Regions from separate parts of the Mus musculus genome. Here region 1 is linked to region 2. The links are chromatin loops, found by intact Hi-C in ENCODE. Cell type or tissue: left cerebral cortex. All regions are shown on one strand.

The links. Peaks named below come from ENCODE experiments on the same cell type or tissue, not always from the same donor. Only the 100,000 strongest peaks of a DNase experiment are listed, where the experiment ranks them.
Region 1: a loop joins it to region 2, with 2.2 times the contacts of the local background. A loop is called at or near these places in 8 of 42 quality-filtered maps.

Annotation. Positions count from the first base shown.
Region 1 is chr6:116,189,967-116,197,966 of GRCm38, forward strand. It overlaps Tmcc1 (transmembrane and coiled coil domains 1), which reads right to left and starts at 3,408. Exons shown (of 6, transcript NM_177412.1): 1 at 3,292-3,408. It also overlaps the pseudogene Gm8213. In left cerebral cortex, no CTCF peak of the experiment used is centred here; a DNase peak (open chromatin) is centred at 3,589; H3K4me3 peaks cover 3,215 bases; H3K27ac peaks cover 1,286 bases.
Region 2 is chr6:116,134,513-116,142,512 of GRCm38, forward strand. It overlaps Tmcc1 (transmembrane and coiled coil domains 1), which reads right to left. Exons shown (of 6, transcript NM_177412.1): 2 at 3,683-3,738. Among named protein-coding and RNA genes, the nearest start is that of Tmcc1, 55 kb to the right of the region's middle. In left cerebral cortex, CTCF peaks have their summits at 736 (motif pointing left), 1,628 (motif pointing left) and 4,882 (motif pointing left); DNase peaks (open chromatin) are centred at 1,614 and 4,863; H3K27ac peaks cover 872 bases.

The sequences.
Region 1 (8,000 bases), 55 kb after region 2:
TCTAAATGATTATATATACAAAAAATGCACACTATTTTCTGAGCAGTTTAAAGGGTTGTCAAGTACAGTTTGCACTCTATGTGAGTGATTTTTGTCCACACACCAATGTTGAAGCCTAAGCCTGGAATGAGGTACAACCACCTGCAGGTTCCCTCCCAGGTAAAAAGATCAATCTCACAGAACGAATATTGTAATAGTTACATTTATAACAGCATAGACTACCTGGAAGTCATGAATTTTTTTATCATTAAAGCTGTTCATATATAGGCTAGAAAACCACTCTGAACATTTAAAGAAAGCAACTACGTGAGAATTATTTTTTTTTAACTTGTAAGATTTTATAATAACTAGGCATGGTGGTGAACAGACAGAAGCTCTGAGCTCTTCAAGGCCAGCTTGGTCTACATAGCTCTAGAATAGCAAGGGCTACAGAGAGAAACCCTGACTCAAAAAAAAAAAAAAATCTCAGCCGGGTGTGGTGGTGCATGCCTTTAGTCCCAGCACTCGGGAGGCAGAGGCAGGCAGATTTCTGAGTTCGATGCCAGCCTGGTCTACAGAGTGAGTTCCAGGACAGCCAGAGCTATACAGAGAAACCCTGTCTCAAAAACACAAAAACAAAAAAAATTCTTTAACAAGATTTTTTACAATTGATGGGGAACAGCAATAAACTAGTGGAATATAACAGGATGAAAAGACCCAAAGGTTGGGCCAGTGAAATGGCTTAGTGAATAAAGGTGCTTACTGCTAAGCCTCCTCTGACCTCCACACACATGCCATGCTATACATGGAGTACATACATACATACATACATACAGGCACAAAAGCAAGAAGAGCATGGTGTATGGGGACTTCGATGCAAGGAACATGGTCATTTCTTCACACTTCCACCTGTCAGAAAAGCTCTTCCATCTTTCAGGCCATAATTCAAGTTCTCCCTAGCAAGGCTTCTCTCAGCAACCCTCCACCTAGCCCCTAGTTACTTGTCACACTAGTGTTTTCTTTGTTTTGTTTGTTGTTTGTTTGTTTTTATCATAATCCTCATTAGGGACCTGCAAACTTTTTCTATAGAAATCTAGTTTCAGCTTGCCCCAGGTTTCTAAGTGGCTTGTAAACCAAGATTAGTTTTACATGTTTACATGGTTGAAAGAGGAAAGGACGAGCATTTCATGATATGTGAAAATTCAAACTTCAGGGTCTAAGTTTAACTGGAAAATAGACATGCCAGTTTACTTTCTGTCTGTTGCTGCACATACTGAAACAATAACTGCATGGCTACAACAGAGGCTGTGTGCCTCAAAGCTAAAATATTTACTTTCTTCTTCACAAACAAACAAACAACAAACCCAAAGCGCTTACTGCCTGCTGTCCTCTAGTCACTGAAATGGTCATGCCTGCTTATTTGTTGTCTATGCCTCTGCTCCACACCCAGAATGCAGCTCACTGAGGCAGAAGCCTTGTTCTGTTCCTTTATTATAATCTAAAAAGAATTCTGGGCCAGAGTAAAGGCTCAGTAAATATCTGGTGAATGAGTGAATGGTTCATAAATGTTCTTGGGTTTATGCTTTCTCCTATAGAAAAGGGCTATCATTCCAGTAGAGATGAACCAAACAGTTCAAATTGCTGGTGTTCACCAACTAGTCCAAGACACTGAAACTCCAAGAGGTTTATGCTCATGAAAGACTCAACAACTGAGAGGTGACATAACACTGTCACTGTTTGTGCTTCTGTTTATCTTAAGATGCAAATACTCTGAGAAATCTCATTTCCTATACAGAGTACATGGTACTGATATCCCGTCAAGTCTTTAATAAGCGTCCATAATGACAAGATATCTAGATCATGTGCTAATGAATTTTTAATATCTAGAATTTTCCTATGGGGCTCATCAACTATCTAGTCTGTAAGCAGATGAGAATTCTTTAGAAATTAAAAGGTTACCACCCACAAACCAGAAGCAGCTTTTTAATCTTTCTCTACTAGCCAGAGAGTGGGTGTGTAAGTTCAAAAAACACAACCAATTCTGTTGGTGGAGGGCAAGGTACTGTTGATCTAAAATCCCACCTCTAAGTATCTCTGTTACGAGACACTGATAAAACTACCACCCACTCACAATTTCAGTCTCAATCTGTAAATGAAAGTTGGGGGGTAAGACCCCAGGTCCTGGAGGATTTTATATCTTACCATTTCTATTAAGGTTTTCCTCCAAGCTTTGTGACAATTTCTTTATGCAAATTCTATACACTCAAAGACAAAGGTTTAGTTTAATTTCTAAAATTTAAGATACAGGACAGGGAGAGGAACAAATCAAACTTGTGCTATATTCTAAAGTTGTTACCTGCTTTTTCAATCTTGGGGTTTTTACTGTGTTTGTTTTCTTTCTATTTTTCTTTTTTCCTTAAAAGAAAAGCCAATTTAGGAATTCCAGGGACGCATGTGCACATGGATCTTTTGACAACTATGTCAGGCTATGACAACAACCATTTTAGAAGGGGTGCATGGTAGTCGTTTTTTTTTTTTTTCCAATAAAACCTAAGCCTGGACATTGGTTATGATCTATGAAGACTAAGGTAAAACGTGACACCAGAGCACAGAGAGATATTCTCCAAGAGCTCAAGTGGGCTACCTCCAGAAGCCCCAGCAGCAGATCCAGTAGGGGAACCTCCATCAACGCTGTCCAGGGATGGAGTGGGACAGACACTGAATCACTGGACCAACACCGTCCACACTTTGGCTGAGGCTGAAATCTCAGGTTTTGTAGCGAAATGCATCTCACTGCGGGCCCCCTGCTCTCCACAAAAAGGGTTAATAAAGGGCATCCTAACCACCTAGACTCCCATCTCACCTATTCTTCGCAGGACAGCGGGTTTCCTCCTCCAAGTTAAACCACGAGTTCAAAATCAAAACAAAAGGTGCAAGACTGGTTTCAGGTGGCAAGGGCTGACTTTCGGTGGCCAACTTATGGGTACCGCAGGGCCGGACGAGGGAGGACTCTCAGACCTCGGCTAGCCAGGAGGCCTTGGGCCTGGGCGCGAGTCCTCACACGCCCCTCGCTCAGCTCTGCCCAAAGGAGAGCGGGGGAGAGTGCCCGAGCGGGGGCGGGGGCGGGGGTTGTCCCAATGACAGGCAGAAGGCCCGGAGACGCGGGGTCCGGCCGGAGGCCCGGGGCTTCGGCGCCGCCAGAGCGACCAGAGGTCCGATCCGCGCCAGGCCTCGAGGAGGCCCCGCGACCGCGACGGGCCGCGCTAAAGAGATCGCCCGTCCCCACCCACGGCCTGGGCCAGTCCTACTCACCGGTGGAGAGACGACGGACAGCCGGCGTCTCCGCCAGCGCCGCGGCTCGGTCTCCAGCGCCGGCTCCTGCAGCTGCCGCCGCCGCGCCCGGTCCATCCCCACCCCGACCACCCCCCCCTCCCGGCCCGCCCCCCGCGCCGCCTCAGCCGCTGCCGCCGCCGCCTCCGCCGCCGCTGCCACGGCCCCGGCGCGCGAGCGCGAACCAGCGCGAGGGAACGACAGCTAGAACGAGAACGCGCACCCCGTCGCCACAGCCGCCCACAACCTCCGCCTCCCGCCGACAGCGCATGCGCAAGGCGGTGCCGAGCGGGACCGCGCACGCCGTGGGGGCGTGACCCGACCCAGAGGTGTAGCCACGCCTCAGGCCCACCCCCCCACGCGGGCGCAGGTCAAGTAAGCGGAGGCGCTGCAGGTGGTGCGGCATCCTCCGCCAGAGTTTTTCCTGACCGTTCCTGCAGTTCAGACGCTGAAGCATTTCAGCATCTCGGCTCTTCGACTCCTCGGCTTGTCGTTCTTTAGCCTCTCAACCCCTCGGACCGTGGGCTCTTCAGCTTCTCGGCTCTTCCACCTCTGGACCCCACGTATCCTCAGCCCCTTTCTCTGCTTTTCGGGTGCCCTCAGAGCCTCAGTAACTCAGGCCAGCTGTCCTGCTAAACAGGCTAAAGCTAATTTCTGGGACCCACTCCTCCGAGTCGCACAATTCTCTCTACCTTGACTCCCAGGGCCTTCCAACTAGGGACTGGCTTTAGGTCAATGACAAAACCCCTAGTAGCTCATCTCTTTAATTATCGGGATGTCTCTAACTCAGTCGTCCGTCACTAAGATGGCAAAGCTTCTTCCGGTATTGGAGGATCTGTGAGTGGAAAACGGTAATAAACAGAGTCCATTGGCTCGTGAAGTTTGAAAGCTGATGGAGACCAAATGGGCGAAATGTAGTTGGGGATGATGGAGCTACAGTCCAATTTAACAATCCTTAAGTTGCAAAGAGTGCACTGGGGTGAGGACACGGCCTGGCCAGAAGGGGAGCTAAGGGGCTACTGGTCAGGGTGCTGCAGTCAGGACCTAGACTGCACGTGAAAAGAGGTAGATAAAAAAGGTTTGGGACTTCTGAGAGTTTCAGGAAGCCTTTGAGCTTTTCTTCAGCCGTGGTTGCAGGGCTAGGAACTTGATTATTATGTCTGATTTTAAATTATTATGCAGCCATGTGAAAAGTGGCCTGGGTGAGGGAGGTCATTCAGGAAGCAACTGGCAAGATGGTGAAAGCAAGGACGCAGTGTGCTCATAGAGAAAAACATTGGGAGTAAAATGGATATACATTTTGATAAATTAAAGGAAAGGTGAAGGAGAAGGAGGTGGCAGGGTTGACTCAGATTGGAGGGTGGTGAGGATGAGCTTGCACATGTAAGGGGCAGCATGAATAAAGCCACCAAGGAAAATGATCAGAAAATGAAGGCTAAGCATGTATGCCATTGTAAAAAATAATAATAATAAGCTGATTTTAAAAAATGGGTGATAAACCTAAAGATAAGACTGAAAAGAAAGAAGAAAATACAGAAAAGTCTTTGTATCCCTGAGTTAGGCAAAGATTTATTTTAAAGTCATGAACCATGACATTATTTGATAAGTTAAATTTTATCAAAATTCATGTTGTTTATAAACATTTGAGTAATTAAAAAAGCAAATTACTGATGATAAATGAACTCAGAAGTAGAGTATATCCAATGAAAGTCTTGTCTAGTCTAGGAGATGTAAGGCCTTTTCTTTCAGGGCTGAGGATTGAACTGGCCTGCTAAGTAAGTGCTAAACTACACAGTTACCTCCTCTGCCCGAAATAATAGGACAAACAACCCAATAAAACAGTAGGCAAAAAGCTTTGGTAAGTATTTCACAAGATGTAAAAATGGCCATTAACCAACAAAAGGTAACATTTTACTCATCTAGGGATTTGCAGATTCAAACTACAGTATCCACACTGTCATTTGAGTAGCTAAAATTAAAGACTGGTAACCTACCTGTTATACTTCTCTCCTTAGCCATACTTAATTTTTAAAAGCAAAAGAAAAGAAATAAAAAGCTAAATGTCTTAATGAAGAGACACCAAAACAATTCTTTTTTTTTTTTTTGAAAATGTTAGCATTTAATTAACCTCCGGTGTGGCTTTTAAGCCACCAGAACACAGGCATCTCCAACACCCTTAATCTTCTCCTCAGCTCTTCTGCTGAAGAATTTGGCCTTCACGATGACAGGTTGCTTAGGGAGCTTTCCCTTGCCCAGAACTTTGTAGTAGCCTGATCGAACAACATCAATGATGGGAGCAGCTACAGTCCTGTTTTTTGCTGCATTGACCCGCGTCTGCTCGCTGACCAATGTCCACAGTTTATCCAGGTTGACTGTTGGGCAGAAGCTCTGGTTCCTCTTCAAGTGGTAATGCCTCATACCAACTTTCCCAAAGCAACCTGGGTGATATGTGTCAAAGTTGATCCTGCGGTGATGCCTGCCTCCAGCATTCCCGCGGCCGCCTGGGTGCTTGCGGTGCTTACGGATGCGGCCGTGGCTCACGTGGCCTCGGAGTTTCCGGGTCTTCCTCAGTCCGGATGGCATGGCGGTGGCAGAAAGGGAAAAGGGACCAAAACAATTCTAAGAAAAGAAAGTATTTAATTTAGGTTTGCTTACTGTTTCCAAGGTTTAGTACCCTATCAGCAAAGCAGGTAGCAGACAGACTTCCTCCAATAAGGCCACGCCCACTTCAACAAAGACACCTCTGAATCCTTGCCAAGTAGTGCTGCTAACCCTCAAACATTTCACATGCGCAGTACCATTCAGAAACCACTGTTAGCTTGCGTTGGTGGCATATGCCTTTAATCTCAGCATTAAGAAAGCAGAGGCAAGCAGATCTTAGGGAATTTAAGGCCAGTCTAGTTTACTAGTGAGATTTTGTCTAAAAAAAAAAAAAAAGTATAGTCAAAGTTGACTAACAAATGTTATTTAATAATACTTTCTATAGGAAATAAACATGGAGAGACTAAAGACTTAAGTTGTTGCTCACATATGTCAGAACTTTCACTAAATCACTGCAAAATCTGTGAACACTACTCTGGGTAATTTTATAAGAAGATTTTGTTCGAATGTATGAATGTTTGCCTGCACATATGTATGTGCACCCTGTGCATGCCTGGTGCCTGCAGAGGCCAGAAGAGGGCATTATATTTCTTAGAACTGGACTTTAAGATATGTCAAAGACCAGCTTTGACACCTAAAGTAAACTGAGGCAGGCAGCGAGGCATGGCATCAGTGATGGGGTCAGGGCTGAAAACAGCGCTAAAAGGAGCTCATGGGTTGGTCCAGACAGCGACTGATGGAGGCTGCTGCCTGTCACAGCCAGTGATTAGAGAAACTACTCAGCTGACTTCTTTTCTCTGAGGGAACAAAGCTTCATTCACTGAGGCTGTCACTACCTATGGCCAGTGAAAGACTCTGAACTCTTTTAACTCTTAGGGTCTGGTGAAAAAGAAAAGGAGAGAAAATTCACACACACACACACACACACACACACACACACACAGAGACAGAGTGGATGAAGCAAAAGGCAGACTCCAATAACTTCATACATATATGCATGCATGCATGCATGCATGCGTGCAAACCTACAGACAGATAGATGGACAGACATGTATACTCACACACATTGAATAGATGGAGCAAAGCTCCAACAAGCAGGCTCCAAGCATTACACACACACACACACACACACATGCGCACACATTCCTGGTGGGTGGATGGAACAAAGTTCCAAAAAGCAGGCTCCAAACATTTCTCATGTACATACATACACATATACACACATACATGCTGGGTGGAGCAAGCTCTGACACACACTAACACAAGCTTTACACGTATACATATATACAGATTTGATAGATGGAACAAAGTTCCAACAACTTTATTTTTCTACCATAGTTTATATCCTTGCAAAATTTTCAAGCAATATAAAATTATGATGCGATTACATTCTATTTTCTTTCTAGTGACTGACTATGATAAAACAGTATGTTCCCCTATACCTTTAGAAGAAATAACATTATGTAGTGCAGGTAAATAAATTATTCCTAAGGACCCATGTACATTCGTAAAGAAGCAAGTTGTTATAGATCAACAAATGTGAGCAAGCAAGGTAGTTTTCGCAGCCAGCTTCTCTTACTGGCAGGCAGCAGTTTGTGGTTACAAAGAAAGGATTAACTATTTTATTATTTATCTTGGAAGAAGAGAACTAACTCCTAAAAGTTGTATCTGACCTCCCTCTACACATGCAGTCAGCTGTATGCATACACAATAATAATAATAATCAAAAAATAAAAATTGGGGGTGGGGTTGTGCTTCAGAAATGGCTTAGGGATTAAGAGCATGTGTTGCTCTTGCCGAGGATTTGAGTTTAACTCCCAACCCCATGTGGCACTTCACAACCATCTGTAACTTCAGTTCCAGGGAATCTGGCACCTTCTGACCTCTGAGGGCACTGTATGCACATGTTGCAATACATACACGCAGGCAAAACCACTCAAAGGCAAAACACTACAAAAACCCTGTGAAAAACTATTTCCATAGAGTCAAGAAATTTACCATATGCTTATAATTCTGAATTTCTAACTATTATGCAAGTTTTTCCTCTCCCACCTCAGAGTCTACAGATGCACACCCCATGTGCCCGGTAC
Region 2 (8,000 bases):
CTTGTATCATATATCCATGCAGAAATATAGAAACACTACAGTTAAAAGAAAACAAACAAAAAAACCATGCAGCTAGCCAAACAGTATTATAATTAAGCAATCTTTAATCAGAAGATTAAAAGATAATTTTTCAGATAATGGTTATGTTATTTTCTAAAATAAAAAGCCCAGAACAAGGACACAGAAAATGAAAATAACATTTTTTTAAGATCCTTTACAAGTTTCAATATAAAGAAGGATACTAAGGGGCCATCTTGGAATAGACTCCCTATTAGCAGTAGGCAGGACAACTAGCCACTGCTTAGAAAACCAAGAGAACAGATCATGTATGTTTAGTCATTCTAAGGCAATTAAATTCTGTTGTTTTTTTTTTTTTTATAATCATGACTGAGTATCAACATGCTGAAACTCAGCAAATTCAGAGGAGAGTGAGAGATAAATATCCCAATCTACATGGATTTTAGTAAAAATTCGAAACCTTTTGCTACCATCCATCTATATTCATCAAGCTCAATGGTAATTAGAGGTGACGAGTATGTTCTTTTGGGAGGCCAAAGCAAAGAAAAATCTTGTAAATTAAATTCTTGCTGAAGGAAAAAAAAAAAAAAAAACCAGGGCTGGAGAGATGGCTCAGTGGTTAAGAGCACCGACTGCTCTTCCGAAGGTCCTGAGTTCAAATCCCAGCAACCACATACATGGTGGCTCACAACCATCTGTAATTCGATCTGATGCCCTCTTCTGGTGTATCTGAAGACAGCTACAGTGTACTTAGATATTAGATATAATAATAAATAAATCAAAAAAAAAACCCCAAAAAAACAAAACCCCTTTTTGGCCCCAATAAATGAGTAGTTCAGACAGGTCACTCTTCAGAGAGAACAAAGTTTTGCTCAATAGCAACTGTCAAAAGGGAGATTTGAAGGAGGCTGTGTGAGTGAGTGAGTGAGTGAGTGAGTGAGTGTGTGTGTGTGTGTGTGTGTGTGTGTTGTGTACCTGTAATTCTAGCTCTCAGGAGACTAACACAGGAAGATGGAGAGTTCAAGGTCAATCTACACTAAATATACAGCAAGTTCTAAGCCAGTCAGGGCCATACAGTGACACTGATTTAAAAAAAAAGAACAAGAAAACAGAAAAGAGATTCTTTCAACAGTATTCTTGACAGAAGATTCCTATCTATTTATATAAACTCAAAAACAAAGACGTAGAACAGTAAATAGGTGCAATCAAACAACAGAGAAAAACAAAAGGTTAAAGGCCAAATAGCTGCCACAAGCCAGTATTAAACATAGGAAAAGGAAGCTGAAACTAAGAGCATAGCTGTCATGGTTACTGAAATCACATGCAGAGGGAAGGGGTGGATGGACTGGGATCAGATCTCTTTTTTTAATAAAGTGTTTTATTTTTATTGAGTTTGTGCAAATATATAAAATTGTAGAAATGCATAGAAGTTACTACAGAGGACAAAACATGATGCAGGAGGTTTTGCGTATTTTCTCTCAATTTTTGTTGTTGTTTAGAAGACTTTAAAAATGCCTACATTACAATGAGTACCTGAACACAATCGGCCATTGCCAGTTAAGCACTGCAGGCTCCTGTTCTGTGGTATGAGTCCTGCTGCCACCAAGTGGCAAAACAGAAAGCATAAATGAGCCCACTGTCAACATGGGCTAAACATATGCCGAGGGACAGGAAACACAAATCCACTCACAATTCCGGGTGACTATTCTCAGGACTTTTCACCATAGGACATGGACACTGGCCCTGTGCTCCATGGTCCCCATTCTTTCAAACCTATTTCCTTATCTGCTGACTCTTCATGACTCAAAAAGACAGAGTGATGGGGTTAAAAATGCTCATCTCTCACCAGTACGTTTCTACTTTCTAAACACCATGTGTTTCTTCATTCCGGAAGGAGGCAACTGAAAGCAGCTGTTTGAGTGGGGAAGCTCCGTGTCCTGCACCCCTACCCCTTTCCTAAGTCTACATTTACATTGGTTTGTTAGTCTCCCTTTGGGACCACAAAGAGAAAAAACTTATTGGCTAAGATTTAGTGCAACTTTCTGGGACATTCTATGGGCTACTTTTGCCAACAGTATGCATGTTTAATTATCCTGACCTTCCCTCGTAAGTTTGCCTCGCAAACTAAGTTACTGAATTGTATTAATCTTAGGCTAAAAGGCTGTGTGATCAACAAACCAGCACGAGTGACAGTGTACGTCTGTCAAATTATTCTCATACTGGGCTGCTGAGACTGAGAATACGGGAGGATATCAAAGTAAGGGCGACGGGAGGTAGTTTGTGATCCTCCTCATTTTATACTATATTAGCTACACTGTACAACTGATCTGGTTATTGTTATAAATAAAATAAAGCCAGTTTACCCCGTCCGACTAAAAGATACTGCGAATAAAAGAATGTTACTAAGGTAACTAAGGAACTAAATGAACTACTACTTATCTCACACATTAAGTATTATAGGAATTGACTACTTAGCACACCTTTCTTTGGGCAGAATGGAGAGCTAATCAACCATCTGTCTGCTTCCTATCTAAAAACTTGGAGAATATAGTACATTTCAAATGTCAGTTAACTTCATGTGAGGTTTCACTAGTATTTGTACATTGGCTTTTTTGTATTTTAAAGCTGAAATGGTTGACTACAAAGAGATGCTGCCATCCCTAGGGAAGGCTCTTAGGCACAGCTATAAAGATGAGAGAATGTATCTCAAGACTTCTAAGAGCAAGACTTATTTTAATTACGCTACTTAGCACAGGCTTGTGGAGCAGGCAGCCCGAAATACACTCAAGCTAAGCTGTGATCAGTAAGTTGTGATTACCCACTTCTGATAGATGTAACCTGGCAAGTGGAACAGCTATTATTTACTGTGACATCACACACATAGAACATGGTCAAAATTGTGAAGGCTCCTCCAGCCCGTGTACAGAAATCTCTAAAGTCCTCGGATCAAGGTATGTGAACCAAGTATGATAACAAAATAACCAAAGACAATAACATAACACTGCCATAACTGCAAATGCTGATGGTAAGAATGTCAGCACTCATGAAACTCAGTTATCTCAAAACACTTTTGAATGCTCTGTCATTTTCTTCTCTAAAATAGTAATTCGTTAGTAGCTGTTAATTAGTTTATGAAAAGAGTCAAAATTACATTTATATTCCCGGCTTTACATATACAAGAAGCTAGCTATACTCTGATAAGACAGGAATTTGGCTTTTCTTTTGTTCATTATCTTTAAAGTGTCACATTCTTACAGTAAATGGGAAAAGGAAAAGAGCAAAATGACATGACAGAAGAGAGATGAAATATGGAGAAAAGAGTAAGAAGCAGCCATGAACACACCAGACATTTCTGGTCATTTCAGTCAATTCTTAGAATTTCCCACAATTCATTTTTCTACCACAGTTTTGCTTAGCACACAGTATTTGGTAAATGCACACTAAGAAAACAAGTTGCTTTGAATTAATATTAGAAATAAAGTAGAAAATTGCTTTGTAAAATTCAACAAATATTTAAAAGGGTCCTCCACAAAGCCATTCTAAATTATATATACATTTTTTTTTATTCCTTTCTCTTGCCAACTTTTTTGTTTTGTACATGGTAGCCAAAGCTTTTGGCATTGAGTTATTTTCATTCATAGGTCATGAAAACTTGGGTACTTGCCTTCATTGCTCTCCCTCAAGCACGTACTTGGGGCACTGATGTCCTTTTAGGAGAAGCTGAAAAGCAAGCATAAGAACGAAGTGAAACTTAGCTGGGAGCTCACCTTTTACAGACAGACAAGGAAAGGTTGAATGCACGGGAAATATTAAAATTTTATGTTCTACTAGTAGGAAGGGGTGGAATCATTTTTTTAGTTTTTATCAGCATCTTCTCACTTTTAAAAAGTAAAACAAAAATTGTAATCAAGAAAGAAGATACTTTGTAAACAAATATAAATTAACAACACTGAAAAAAGAAAAAAGCCAAGTGTAATGGTATACGTCTTTCTTTACTCCTAGTAGTCTACAGGCAGAAACTGCCAATTTCTGGCCAATCGAGTCTACGTGGCAAGTCCCAGGTTAGCCAGAGCTACACATGAGTGGGTGGGTGGAGGGTGTCACAGGTTACAAATAACTATTTTAATATGATCATTCTGAATAACAAACAGATACCGTATCAGCTATAGCCTTGAACATGAAAATTTAAAAGATGCATAGAAAAGCACAACTTCATAAACATTTTTTCAAGTACTTTTTGTCACAAACATCTGTAAGCTTTCATTAAAGGCAATTCTAAAGCCAGGCATAGTGGCCTAACACTTATGACTCCAGAACTTATGAAGATCACAAACTGAGCTGGCCTGGGACACCTAGCAAACTCCAGGCCAGCCTGGAGTACACGGGGAGAGCCTATCTCAAAAACTGGGAGTGTAGAGAAAGGAAGGAAAAGGGAAGCTAATTATAAAATCTATTTACTATGTTCAACTGAGATTTGAAATGCATCAAATTGAAAATTCCCTGGAAAACTAGCTTCTAATAGCCATCACTACAGACAATGTATTTAGAGAAGTATCATAGAAATATGTTATGTACTCAACATTATAGAGGCCAAATTCAAATTTACTCTCAGGGAACTCACAGAAAACAAGATGTGTAAAACTGCACAAAGCAATAGATTGAGAGCTAAACAAGAAACAGAAGAGACAGTAAAGCACGAAAACCAGAACCCACATAAAAAGCCAGGTGTTGGGGCTGGAGAGATGGCTCAGAAGTTAAGAGCAGTGTCTGCACACTGCTCTTCCAGAGGCCCTGAGTTCAATTCCCAGAAACCAAATGGTGGCTCATAAGCATTTATAATGAGATCTGGTGCCCTCTTCTGGCCTGCAGATATACATGCAGGTAAAACACTATATATAAAAAATAAATCTATAAAATAAAACAAGAAAACCCAAAGTTATTCCAAAAGAAAAAAAAAAGTTAGGTGTGATACATTTACACTTGTAGTCCCAGCACCATTAGGGAGGTAAAGACAGGTGGATCCCTGAGGCTTGCTAGCCAGGCAAGTTGGTAACAGTGGGAGAGCCTGTCTTAAAAAAAGTGGATGGCACCTAGACTCCTAGCCACTAACCTCCATAGCACATACACCCATCCCCATAGTAACATGAACATGTACGTACATGTGCTCAAGAGTGTACACACACACACACACACACACACACACACACACAGAGGTAGGGAGGGAGGGGGAGTGGAAACTGGAGGGGGAGGGGGAGGGGGAGAGTGAGTTCCAGGACAGAAAGGGCTGTTATACAAAGAAATGCTGTCTTGAAAAACAAAAATATTACAGTCACCATTAGAAATCAGGTCTCAATAAATATTTCTTCCCTGCATCTGTCAAACACTTGCCACAGCAACAGAGAGTGACCAGTACACATGGTAGACAAAATATTTAATATCCAACTCTTATCTTCTTGATCCCTTTGCATAAAGTTCTCAGTAAACATTCTATTATGACTATTGTTTCTTTGTCACAGTTTTATTTACAGTGTTGAAATTCTCCCCTTTCAGTAAAAATTTAAAAATTAGTTTCTTCTACTCCTTGTAGTTTTTCACTCTTTTAATATATGCTTAGTTTAACCTGAATAATCACCTGGCTTAACATGGTTCATACAAGATAAGTAACACAGGAAAAATAAAGTTTACAGTTGTAAACTCCTGGGTTAGGCTGAGGATATTTTAAGGAAATACTTTAAAAAAAAACTAGCATGATCCATTAATCTTTTATGGCCAAAGGAATAGGTATACCACAATCTACTACCAAAGAGATAGAAAACTGCTAATTAATGCTACCATTAAAACTAAATGTGAACAGTATTTTATATACATAAACGATTTCATTCTTGAATGAGGAACGGGTGACTAGTTATTCCATTAGTCCAGCAAGAGATCCACTACACTGGTACAAAATGAAAACAGAATTTAAACATAAAAACCATCAAAACGGGAGAAAGGAAGATTACCGAACAGGTGTGACACATATTAAGTATTAAAGTACCAAATGACAGAAAGTATTAATGAAAAGATTTTGTTACTTACAAAACTCACTTATAAAACAGGACAACACAAAATAAAAAGTAAAAACTACAGAAAAACCACAAAAACAAATTAGGAGAGCTGTACTACCTCACAGCAATATCTAAGTATAGTTTAAAAGTCACTTGCTGGATACCCACTAATGTCATGGAAAAACAAAGGGGGTATTGTTTAGTCCTGTGATGACTACATCCCTAGAACCAGGTTCTGCACAAATCTGAGGCTTCACTAGAACATCACAAACCTCTCCTGACCCTCTACTACCAACATCAATCTAAATACAAATAACAATGGAACACAACTGAGAAAGCTAGACAACAATGGTATTTTGAGAAAAGGCACAAAAAGAAAGGCAGACTCACAGGGAACAAAGATTACTAAGAAAAAAAAAAAGGGAAATCTTTGGTTACCATGGCAACAATGAATGTCAAATTCAGTAGCCCACAGCAGTAGTAAACATAGCCAAACACTAAATAGAATGACACAAATCCCCACTCTAGTAGAGAAATTCCCACAAATAGACATGAAGTTGAGGTCAATATATCCAGTTATTTTCCTCAGTATTTTATTATAAAAAACACATACCTCTTTGAACAAAAATTTAGCAAATATACTAAAGGTAGCAATAAAAACACACCTTGTAAAAACAACACAAGCATCAGGCCCAGACCCATGACCTACATTTTGGAATAGCCAAGGAACATAAAGCAGTGTGAATTCAGCAAAGGCTCCGATGGAAAAGGCAGACAGCATGTGAGAATTTTACAAAGAAATAGAAATCATAAAAAAAAAATGGAAGTGCTATAATTGAAAACACAGTGCCAAAGAACAATGCCTTTTCTTTTTTATTTTGTTGTTTTTGTTTGTTTTTCACGACAAACTTTCTCCTGTGTAGCCCTGGCTATCCTGGACTCACTGGGATTAAAGGCTTTTACACTCACCACCTGGCTAAAGAACAATGCCTTATAGTAGGCACTTAAACATATACTGACACAGTGTACTCCAAATCTTTGGGGGAAAATGAAAACACACCAGAGGCCAGCGGAATTAAAATATAAAAAGGAAAGAAAATGAATTATCTTAACCTCAAAAAACACCCAAGAACCCCATTACACACTTTTTCTTCCGGTGTTGCTTTTACTTGAAAGCAAACACAGGGGCAATTTGTCTATTTGTTTACCTGGATAGTTACCACTGTTCTGCTATGTGCTGTGCTTTCTCTCCCTTTTTTTAACTGCTCTTTTGGCCTTTGGCTTCCTTTCAGTTCTCCATGATGTGCTCATGCCTGTTTTGAGGGACTTATCCTCTGGTGTTTTCACACTTTCTTATCTGTGGTTGGTGCCTTGTAGGTTTTTTTTTAACTTAAAGAATCACATTAGGGCTGTTTATAGCAGCACAATGGTAGCCTATTATAGGAAGACGTACAACTTACCAATAGCTAGCTATACCATTGAATCTCCATGAACTATTGATTCTGTATAAATCATCCTCCTTCCACGGCTCAGTGTTGACAGGTACTCACAACTGTGTGAGTTCAAAAGCAGCCATGCCATGGCATGCCCAGGAGTCAGCACTCTACACTCTCCCCCTACTTTTCTCTGGCTCTTACATTTTTCTCACCCCTTTTCCCACAACATTTTCTGAGCCCTGGAGGTTGTATATAGTTACCACTCATAACTAGGTATTCAACAGTCATTTATTCTCTGTAGGTTAGCCATTTGTGAATCTCTTACCAGCAACTTCTGCAAAAAGCTTTTCTGACCAAAACTGACATCACCACTAGTGTATAGGCACAAATAGTTCTTTAGAAGGCAATCCTGGACTCACTTTAATGTCATAATTTGACAGGCACATTATGTCATTTAGCAAAATAACACTATCTGCTTCCTCATTAGGGCTTAGAATTC